Linked DNA regions of Homo sapiens: all the other regions are linked to region 2. Evidence: chromatin contacts called from ENCODE Hi-C or POLR2A ChIA-PET data. All regions are on one chromosome and are shown on one strand. Each heading gives the region's core, a stretch centred on a gene start or an enhancer-like site at or near the end of the contact. The rest is flanking DNA. Distances are from core to core; before and after follow the strand shown. Region 1 has its middle 52 kb from the start of LINC01358. Region 2 overlaps LINC01358 (long intergenic non-protein coding RNA 1358). Region 3 holds the start of HSD52 (a long non-coding RNA gene).

The links. A loop is a pair of places that touch in the nucleus more often than their neighbours do. ChIA-PET counts read pairs that join two places held with the same protein, here RNA polymerase II (POLR2A). Pooled maps may share reads with other maps.
Region 1: a map of naive thymus-derived CD4-positive, alpha-beta T cell shows a loop between it and region 2 (4-fold over the local background). The contact joins two enhancer-like sites. A Hi-C loop is called at or near these places in 4 of 168 maps with a recorded cell type or tissue (OCI-LY7, Right ventricle myocardium superior, naive thymus-derived CD4-positive, alpha-beta T cell and 1 more), 7 of 37 single-sample maps with no recorded cell type and 11 of 50 pooled maps. POLR2A ChIA-PET finds 5 or more read pairs at or near these places in 4 of 52 experiments (activated B cell, activated naive CD4-positive, alpha-beta T cell, common myeloid progenitor, CD34-positive and 1 more).
Region 3: a loop to region 2 is called in a map of naive thymus-derived CD4-positive, alpha-beta T cell, with 2.6 times the contacts of the local background. The contact joins the promoter of HSD52 here to the enhancer-like site in region 2. A Hi-C loop is called at or near these places in 7 of 168 maps with a recorded cell type or tissue (PC-9, Right ventricle myocardium inferior, heart left ventricle and 4 more), 2 of 37 single-sample maps with no recorded cell type and 16 of 50 pooled maps. POLR2A ChIA-PET finds 5 or more read pairs at or near these places in 4 of 52 experiments (B cell, WTC11, activated CD8-positive, alpha-beta memory T cell and 1 more).

Annotation. Positions count from the first base shown.
Region 1 is chr1:58,967,144-58,970,116 of GRCh38, reverse strand. No RefSeq gene overlaps it. Among named protein-coding and RNA genes, the nearest start is that of LINC01358, 52 kb to the left of the region's middle. RefSeq lists an enhancer at 1,376-1,535. Within about 2 kb of position 1,381, at least 26 of the 41 ENCODE cell types and tissues checked have a DNase peak (open chromatin) inside an H3K27ac peak, as active enhancers do.
Region 2 is chr1:59,045,578-59,048,468 of GRCh38, reverse strand. The region is part of intron 2 of LINC01358 (long intergenic non-protein coding RNA 1358); the gene reads right to left. Among named protein-coding and RNA genes, the nearest start is that of LINC01358, 27 kb to the right of the region's middle. RefSeq lists enhancers at 1,840-1,909, 2,765-2,814. Within about 2 kb of position 1,613, at least 6 of the 41 ENCODE cell types and tissues checked have a DNase peak (open chromatin) inside an H3K27ac peak, as active enhancers do; they include B cell, where a contact is called at or near this core.
Region 3 is chr1:59,145,538-59,148,388 of GRCh38, reverse strand. HSD52 (a long non-coding RNA gene) reads left to right here and starts at 1,582. Exons shown (of 3, transcript NR_027120.1): 1 at 1,582-1,713. RefSeq lists a silencer at 1,424-1,573 and an enhancer at 1,694-1,753.

The DNA of each region.
Region 1 (2,973 bases), core at 132-2,631, 78 kb after region 2:
TTGTATGCCTGTAAAGTCCTACTTGACTCCTTCTCCCCCAAGAACTAAGGCTTCTCCCTCTTTTGTCCCAGCCACACCGGACTGAAATGATCTGGGCCCAAGGGTCCTCTGGGATTCTTTTCCATGCATGTGTCTTTTTCTCTTTTTTCTTGGAGGAGAACCACAGCTTTATTAATAACACTTTAAAAATTTTTATACACATACAAATGTATAATTCAAATATGACAAATATAAAAATTAGTTAATTCTAGGTGGTGGAACAAATGGTAATTTGTCAAGTTGTCTGTGCTTTGTTTTTAATATTTTTGAAACTACATGTTTACTGTAAAATAAAGCCAACTATTATATTCATTTAGAAAACAATATTCCTCTTCCTCATTCTCTCACCTGATTATCACTTTTGTTTGTTTGTTTGTTGTTTGCTTTAATTTTTTAATTTTTTTATCTTTTAAGTTCTGGGGTATAAGTGCAGGATGTGCAGGTTTGTTGCATAAGTAAATGTGTATCACAGTGGTTTGTGGTACCTATCAACCCTTCACCTAGGTGTTAACCCTAGCATGCATTAGCTCTTTTCTCTAATGCTTTCCCCACTCCCCTCCCCCAACAGGCCCCAGTGTGTGTTGTTCCCCTCCCTGTGTCCATGTGTTCTCATTGTTCAGCTCCCACTTATGAGTGAGAACATGTGGTGTTTGGTTTTCTGTTCCTGTGTTAGTTTGCTGAGGATAATGGCTTCCAGCTTCATCCATGTCCCTGCAAAGGACATAATCTCATTCCTTTTTATGGCTGCATAGTATTCCATGGTGTATATGTACCATATTTTCTTTATCTAGTCTATCATTGATGGGCATTTGGGCTGACTTTTTTCTACAGCAGCCACTGAGCTAGCTCAGAATGGGGCAGCCCCTTTAGCAACCCAGGATGCCCAGTGCCAATCTCAGTGCCTGGCATGGAATAGACTGTCAGTAAATAGTTGCTGACTTGAACTAAACTGAATGGAATTGCTCCAAATATTCACCAGGAATAAATTATTTTAAAGTACAATTTTGACATTGTTTTTAAAAACGATCTTAGAGCTAAATACATAACTAAAAAAAAAAATACATGCTGAAAAACACATCCACACAAACAAACATGTATGCAAACAAACATTTGCCAAACACAACTCTAGGAGGCTTTTGCAGACTTGTCTGCCATTTAAGGCCTGTAATTTCCCTCTTGGCTGACACTGGCTTTGGCCTGGGCCATGTTTCACAGACTCCTGGCAGGCAGCCTCGTTGGGCTTTGCTTAGCTTTTTTTTTTTTTTTTTTTTCTTTCATCAGACTTGAAACTGAAGCGACAGGACTTTCTGAAACCTTCTGTCAGCTGTAGCTGCCACGCTTCATGTAACCTCCTTACCCCTCCCAGGTTCTGTGGCTTTATAAATGTGTCTAGAGGTCCAGGAACAAGGTAGTAAACAGTGGATTCCTTCTAGAAGGAATAAAGAGGGTTCAGGAGGCACCACCCAGTCTGGGGACTGCCTGTGAACCAGGCCAGGCCCCTACTCCCCCAGAGCAGATTAGATCTGATGGTCTGGACTGCTGGCCAACTTTCAGCATGAAAAAGGTAGAGATACTGGAGAGGAAGTAAAGGAACATGAAAACAAAACCAAATGAACTCTGTTGTGCTGCTGACATGGGTAAAACTTGTATGAACCTAACTGCTGGAGGAAAGTGGGGGCAGCTGGTTTATTCTACGGAGTTCTAGTGTGAGATGCAGCTCATGTTTCTATGCCAATTTCTAATGAGCAAGCTACCCCACTTCTCTGAGCCTCATTTCCTTATCCATGAACTGGATAATATCTACCTTGCAGGGCCAATGTGAGGTTGAATGAATTCATGTTTGTAAGGAGATAAGCGCTTCATAGAAGGTTAATAAATAATAGTTTTTTTTATGGTAAAAGAGCCCCCAATCACAAAACTAGAAGACCCCATTAGAGGGATCCAGTTCCCACTCCTCCCTACACCACTTAAAGTGTAGCCTTCTCCATAGTTGCCTCTCCCAGCCCACGCTCATAGGCTCCCCCAGGGAGCCTGCTGCATCCTGGGGAAATTCTCGCTACTAGAAAGTTTTTCCTTGGGCTGAATCAAAATTGATGTCTCTGCAGCTTTCACCTATTGGGCCTTCCCCCTCAAGAACACTGAAAACAAGTCTATACCCTCCACCTCTCTGCAGTCTTCAGCATAGAGGACAGCTCTCAAGCCCTCTTTGAGGTGTCAACAGAAGTCTTGAGGCTTTAGTTAGGTATATACACATACAATATACATATATACTATATATATACACACATATATATACATATATATGTATGTATATTGTATGTGTATATGTGTATGTATATATCTATATATGTATGTGTATATGTATCCCATACATACGAAGAAAGAGAGAGTGTAAGGTATATTTATATACACTCATATGTAAGTATGTAGAGGCAACTACAAGGGCCTCTGTAGGCAAATACATGTGTACCTATCCAGGACTTGCGAGGTCCAGGAGGGCTTCTTAGAGGAGGTAATGTTTAACCTGAGTAGGCAGTGTAAAGTGCATGTGCAGTCCCACAGCTAATAGTGAGGAACCCAGCCTCAGGAGCATGCCCCTCTGCTGTAGCAGTGGGTGACAGTTGGCATCAACAAAGTGTGTGAAGCTAGATATCATTATTGTCCATTTGTAATTGTTTGTTATTATCCAAATTAACCTTTCTAGGCCCAGTTTCCTCAGTAGCCTTGGCCCATTCTTCTGACAGCATGTTTCTTGATTTGCCTCTGTAATAAACAGGGAGACCTGGGTTTGAGTCAGGCTCTGTCACTCACAAGCTGGGCAGCCACTCCTCTGGGCCTTGGTTTCCACATTGCGAGATGAGAACCTACTGCCCAGGTTGCTGGTGGATTGAATGAGGCATCTTTGGAAGGTGGCCCAGCACATGGCAGATGTTT
Region 2 (2,891 bases), core at 364-2,863:
GAAAACTCACTATCATGAGGACAGAACTAAGGGTATGGTACTAAATCATTTATGATAAATCCACCCCCATGATCCAGTCACCTCCAACCAGGCCCCACCTCCAACATAGGGGATACATTTCAACGTGAAATTTGGGTAGGGACACACATCCACACTATATCACGGTCCATGCAGAATACCTTTCATTTGCCCCTCTAGATCCATACATTACCTTTCCTCATCTGCTCTGTATTCAAGAGGTTGATCTATGGGGATTGAATTGGTGGGTTCTTGAACCTTCTGTTTCTAGTTGGGTTTGGCCAACAGGGAGCCACAGGAGACCAGAGGGAGGGAAAAGAGGAAGGGAGAGAGTATGATATTCCTTTGATACACTGTTTGCAACGTCACTGAACTGGCCATGTTCCTCACTGCTCCTCCTGAGGAAAGCAACTCTGCAGGACAGTTCAGCAGCTATTAAGAGTTGTGAGAACAGTTCAGGAGCTATTAAGTGCCTACTCTCTCTTTTGTGATTCTTCTATATCTGCACCTTTGCATATAATCCCTCCTTGAAATCTGCTATTTCCTGGGAGCTGTCAGACTGTTGGGACCCTGATTGGTACACAGTGTGACCCAGCACAAACCTCAGGGAGCTCTCTGAAGGCACATCTGCTATAGATCCTGTTACATTACCTGCTGCTGGTTTGCTTCCCTGACTTCCCCACCAGACTGTTTCATCTCACCTTGTCTTGTAGATATGCAAGAGGCCTACCCACATTTAGTGAGCAGCTGTTATGTGCTGGGCCGTGGCCTAAGCACCGAAGATTCAGAGATTGATAAATGATAATTCCTGACCTTGCAGATCCCTGACTCTAGTACAGGAGCTGAGACTTGAGCCCCATTTAACACTGTGGCTCTCAAATCCCAGATCCACCACTGACTAGCTGTGTGATCTGGGCAAGTCATCTCTCTGAGCCTCAGTTTCCTCATCTGTAAATGGAAATCAGGGCAGCTACCTCGGAGGATGATTGTGAGGATTAAAGTAGTTAGCATAGTGCCTGGCATACACTAGGTACTCAATAAGTGCCCATTATTATTTTTATCGTAGCAGGTGCTTAGTGTATATTAAATGAATAACTGAATGTATTATCTCATTTGGTCTCCATAGCAACCTGTTCTCTACCCTTCCCCACTATATACAATCCAAGTAGACGTGGAAGGAATTTCTTTCCCCATTTCACAGATGAGGAAATTGGGAATGAATGAATGAATATCTAACCCACCAGCCTGCTCTGCCTCCCACCTTTTCCCAGAGGCCACAGTGAGGCTGTTTGTCCAGGGAACTGTGAGCCCTGGGCCCTAGAGGAGTCATCCTGGCTTTCTGTCTTGACTTTCTGGCTCCAGAGGACTTGTGCCAGTAGCTCACCACAATTTGCTCTGTGCCTAACACAGGCTGGGGTTCAGGTGCTCCTGAAGTTTGTAAACACTGGGGTCTGCCAGGCGCTTCCCCCAAAGCCCCAGCTTCCCAGAACCGGTGGCCCCAGTTCCTGTTCAGCTGCTGCTCTTTCTGTAACTCCTTTGCAAGTACCACTGCCCCTTCTGGTAAGTGCAGGGGCCAGGAGGCAGATTCTACTTTCACATTCACTACCACACCCACAGGAGGGAGATTTCTTAAAGTGGAGGGGAACTTTTCTTTTGCTGTAGGCCCAACCTCAAGCCTCCTCCTTAACACCTCAGTTTTTTCAGGGGATACTTAGTTTCCCACTGAAGCTCAGGAAGGGTAAGTCCCCACAACATCAAAACTTGAATCTGCTCCAGAAACATGGGAGTCCCTGATCCCTGCAGAGACCCTGCCCTCCGCTTGGCACGTTTGATGTATATCCTCGTGTACTCCCTCCAATGCCCCTGCACGGTGGGCATAGCTTCTGAATGGCAGTAGCAGGACTGAGGCTCAGGGCAATGGAATGCCTAGTATTGGAATGTTCGAATAAGAAAAACTACACCTTCAAACTTTAGAAGCAGAGTTGGAAATCACTGCAAAACAAAAGTCCCTAAACAGAATGAGTCTTTGCTGTTTCTGTACCATATGCACAGCCCTGCTACTTTGCTTTCTATGAACTGCATGTCTATTTGTGTCCATATCTGTCTCCCCTAGTTGACTATACCTCCTCAAGGATGGAGAAGATGACTCACCCATATTCCTCTCCCCATCCCAGCACATGGCCTGAGGCAAGAAGGGATGGTTGACCTCAGAAGCTGAAAGCAGACCATCGTGCCTGGTGGTAGGGGGTCAGCATAGGAGAGATGCAGGGCCAGGTCACACAGGGTCCTGTAGGTCATGGTGAGGGATCAGGATTTAATTATAGGTGCAAATGGAAGCCACTGAAGGCTCTTGAGGAGGGCCCTTCCTTCCATGTTGTAGAAAGATAATTCTGGCTCTAGGATGAAGAATAGATTGGAAGGTGACAGAGGAGGAAGCAGGAAGCCCAGTTAGGAGCTATCACAACAGAACAGACAAGAGCCAGGGACGTTTTTTCAGGACTATGGTTCCCAGGCTTCAGCGGGCATCAGGATCACCTGCAGGGCTTGTTAAAGCACAGCTCACTGGCCCCAACCTCAGAGTTTCTGATTCAGTAGGTCTGGGGTGAGGTCTGAGTGTTGAGTTTCTATGAAGGTGAGATGCTGCAGTCCCCAAGAACCACTGCTTGAGAAAAGGAGAGGAAGAAAGCGATAATGTGTGGTCTTGTTCTCAAAGAGCTTTCATCTCTGTGAGCACTACATGAACAGTGCAATTCTAGAGAGCCAGATGGATGTCGATTGTGGGATCCCACGGAAGAACATCTCCCCAGCATGGGTGTGGAGGAGAGGGTCAGAGGAAGTGTATTAGTTCATTCTCACATTGCTATAAAGAAATA
Region 3 (2,851 bases), core at 333-2,832, 100 kb before region 2:
TAACGGCTGTTTTTGAGGCAGATTTTGTAGATGGACGAGGCAAGAATCATTAGGGCAAAACAGTAAATCAAATTGGAGGGTAAAAGTCAATCCTTTAACAATGGCTGGGCCAGACCTCTAACATCTTCCTGCCCGCCCTTTTACCTCTCTGGCCTCATCTCCTACTCAGCTTCTTCCCCATCCCTGCCCCTACTCCAGTTACAATGGCCCGTTTGATGAGCCTCAAACACATCAGGCATGCTCCTGACTCGGGACCTTCGCGCTGGCTGTTCCCCCTGTTGGAAACGCTCTTCCCCTAGCTATCCTATGGCTTAATATCTTAACTCACCTCATCAATAAGGCCTACCTGCCCATCTTATTTAGAATTGCAACTCCAATTGCACTCCTTTACCCTACTCTTGTTTTTCTTTTTGTAACTGTTACTACCTTCTAACATATTCATTGATTTACCTTTTATTGTGTTTACTGTTAATCTCCCTATTAGGAAGTATGTTCTCCAAAGACAGGGATCTCGGTTTTATTTCCTTCATTATCCCCCATACCAAGTCAGTGCCTGGCATAGAGCACCTGCTGAATTAACTTTGTTTTTTGAATGAACGAAAGCGTCAATGGTGATGCTCAGGGCAGGTTTGGTCAGTGGACAGGCATCCTCTGTGTACCCTCTCCTCTCCGGAAGAAAAGGACTCTTTTTTCCTCTCCTGCAGTTGGATTTAACTAACCTCGCTTCCCGTTCAGCGTTTACTACTCAGGGTTCTGCCCTGTTCTGGATCCCACACATAGGCTCCCAAGAGAGTAAAAGAAGCAGTGAATGCAGAGGAAAACGCCCTGGATTGGAAGCTGGGATTCCTAGGTGCCCTCCTGGCTTAGCAGCAACGCACTTGTTTCCCCAGCTGTCAAGGGTTCCAGGCTCAGTGGGAGGCTGAACAAGGTGCTGACCGAGTTCAGAAGAAAAATGAGGGGAAAATCGTTACCTAAAGGGCAGTGGCTCTCCAGGGATGGTCCTTTGACCAGAGGAATCAGCATCACCACCCTAAACCCACAGAATCAGAAACCGTGGAGGGAGCCAGCAACGTGTTTGAATACAGCCTCTGGGTGATGCTGATGCACTCAAGTTTGAGAACTGCTACTCTGGGGGAAAGAAGGACTTTGTTGGAGCCTTGGAGGCAGGGACGGACTTCATAGGTCAGGCGAGAGGACAGGTCCCCGCGAGGGCGGACTAGCACTGGGTTGGTTCCCTGCATCCAAGGCCGCGCAGGGTGGTCCCAGCCCCAGTCTGACCTGGGAAGTTGGAAAGGCCAGGGCTCCTACGTGCTCACACCTCCACCCCAGGAAAGTCCCGGCGGCGAGGCCGTGACCCTCCGCCGGAACGCCCGCCTCCCTGCAGCCTCAGCCCCGCCCGGGAAAAACCGCTGCGACCCGGGGCAGGTCCGTTCCCGCTGCTCGCAGCCGGCGGTCCCTGGCCCGGCGGTCCCTGGCCTAGCGCCCCCGCGCCGCGCTGGTGGGGAGCGCGGCCCCTCCGCCCCGTGGCAAGTTCCCTTCTCAACTGCCCTGCGCCTCCGCTGGCCCGCGTGAAACCCTCTCTGCTGCCTCGACTGACTGTCGTTTCCGTGTCTTGATTGTGGCCTCTGCCTCTCCCCCTTCCGATTTCGTTCGACTTCTTTCTACAGTTACTAAGCGCCCACTGTGTGCCCTGGAAGGGACTAGACTCAGCAGGTAACGGGAAACGAAGGCACCTGCCGCTCTGAAGTTTCTCCGCATCTCCCTCCATCCTCTGTTCCATCCCCATTCTCAGCATTTGTCCCCTCCCTCCTCTTCTTTTTTTTTTTTTTTTTAATTTAATCTAAAGGAACCTTGCTTCTGGAAGACCTCACAGTAGAATTAAAAAGCCTACTTTTATCTGACTTCTAGAGAGTTGCAATTAAAATGTACATCTTACCTTGACTCATGCCAACAAGTTAAGCTGTTATCAGCTATTAACACCTCAACCAGAATTAGTTTATTAACCTAAAGCAGACAGCTTTATCCTATGGAGGTCGCCTACTTGAGATAAACTATTATTCACATACTTTCACTTTTGTGCCACTCACTCATTCAAAGAAAAATATTCAGTCGTTCAACTATTTATTGAGCACCTAGTATGTGCCAGCATTGTTCATGACTAGCACTGGTCGATGGCAATAATATTAACTACATACGACATTTTAAATTTTCTAGCAGCCACATTAAAGAAAGTGAAAAGACATAGGTAAAAGTAATTTTAATAATTTAACCCAATATGCCCTAAATATTATTTCAATATGTGATCAATATAAAAATTATCAATAAAATATTTTACATTTACTTTTTTTTTAATGCTGTGTCTTTGAAACTTTGTGTGTATGTTACACTTCCAGCACATCTCAGTTCCTGCTAGGAACATTTCAAATGCTTAATAGCCACATTGGCTAGTGGCCACTGTGCTAATCACTGCAATTCTAGACACTTGGAGAACAGCTATGGAAAGACAAAGGTAGAAAGTCAGTAAACTCATGAACAAATAAAATAATCATAAGTAGTGTTCAATGCTAGGAAGAAATTAAAACAAAGTAATGACATAGAATGATGGACATTACCTCATTTAACCTTTTCAATTCCCCCCTCAAGTTGAATAATAGTATATAACAATGTTATAGGCCGGGTGTGGTGGCTCACGCCTGTAATCTCAGCACTTTGGGAGGCCGAGATGGGCGGATCACGAGGTCAGGAGATCAAGACCATCCTGGCTAACACGGTGAAACTCCGTCTCTACTAAAAATACAAAAAATTAGCCAGGCGTGGTGGCGGGCACCTGTAGTCCCAGCTACTCAGGAGG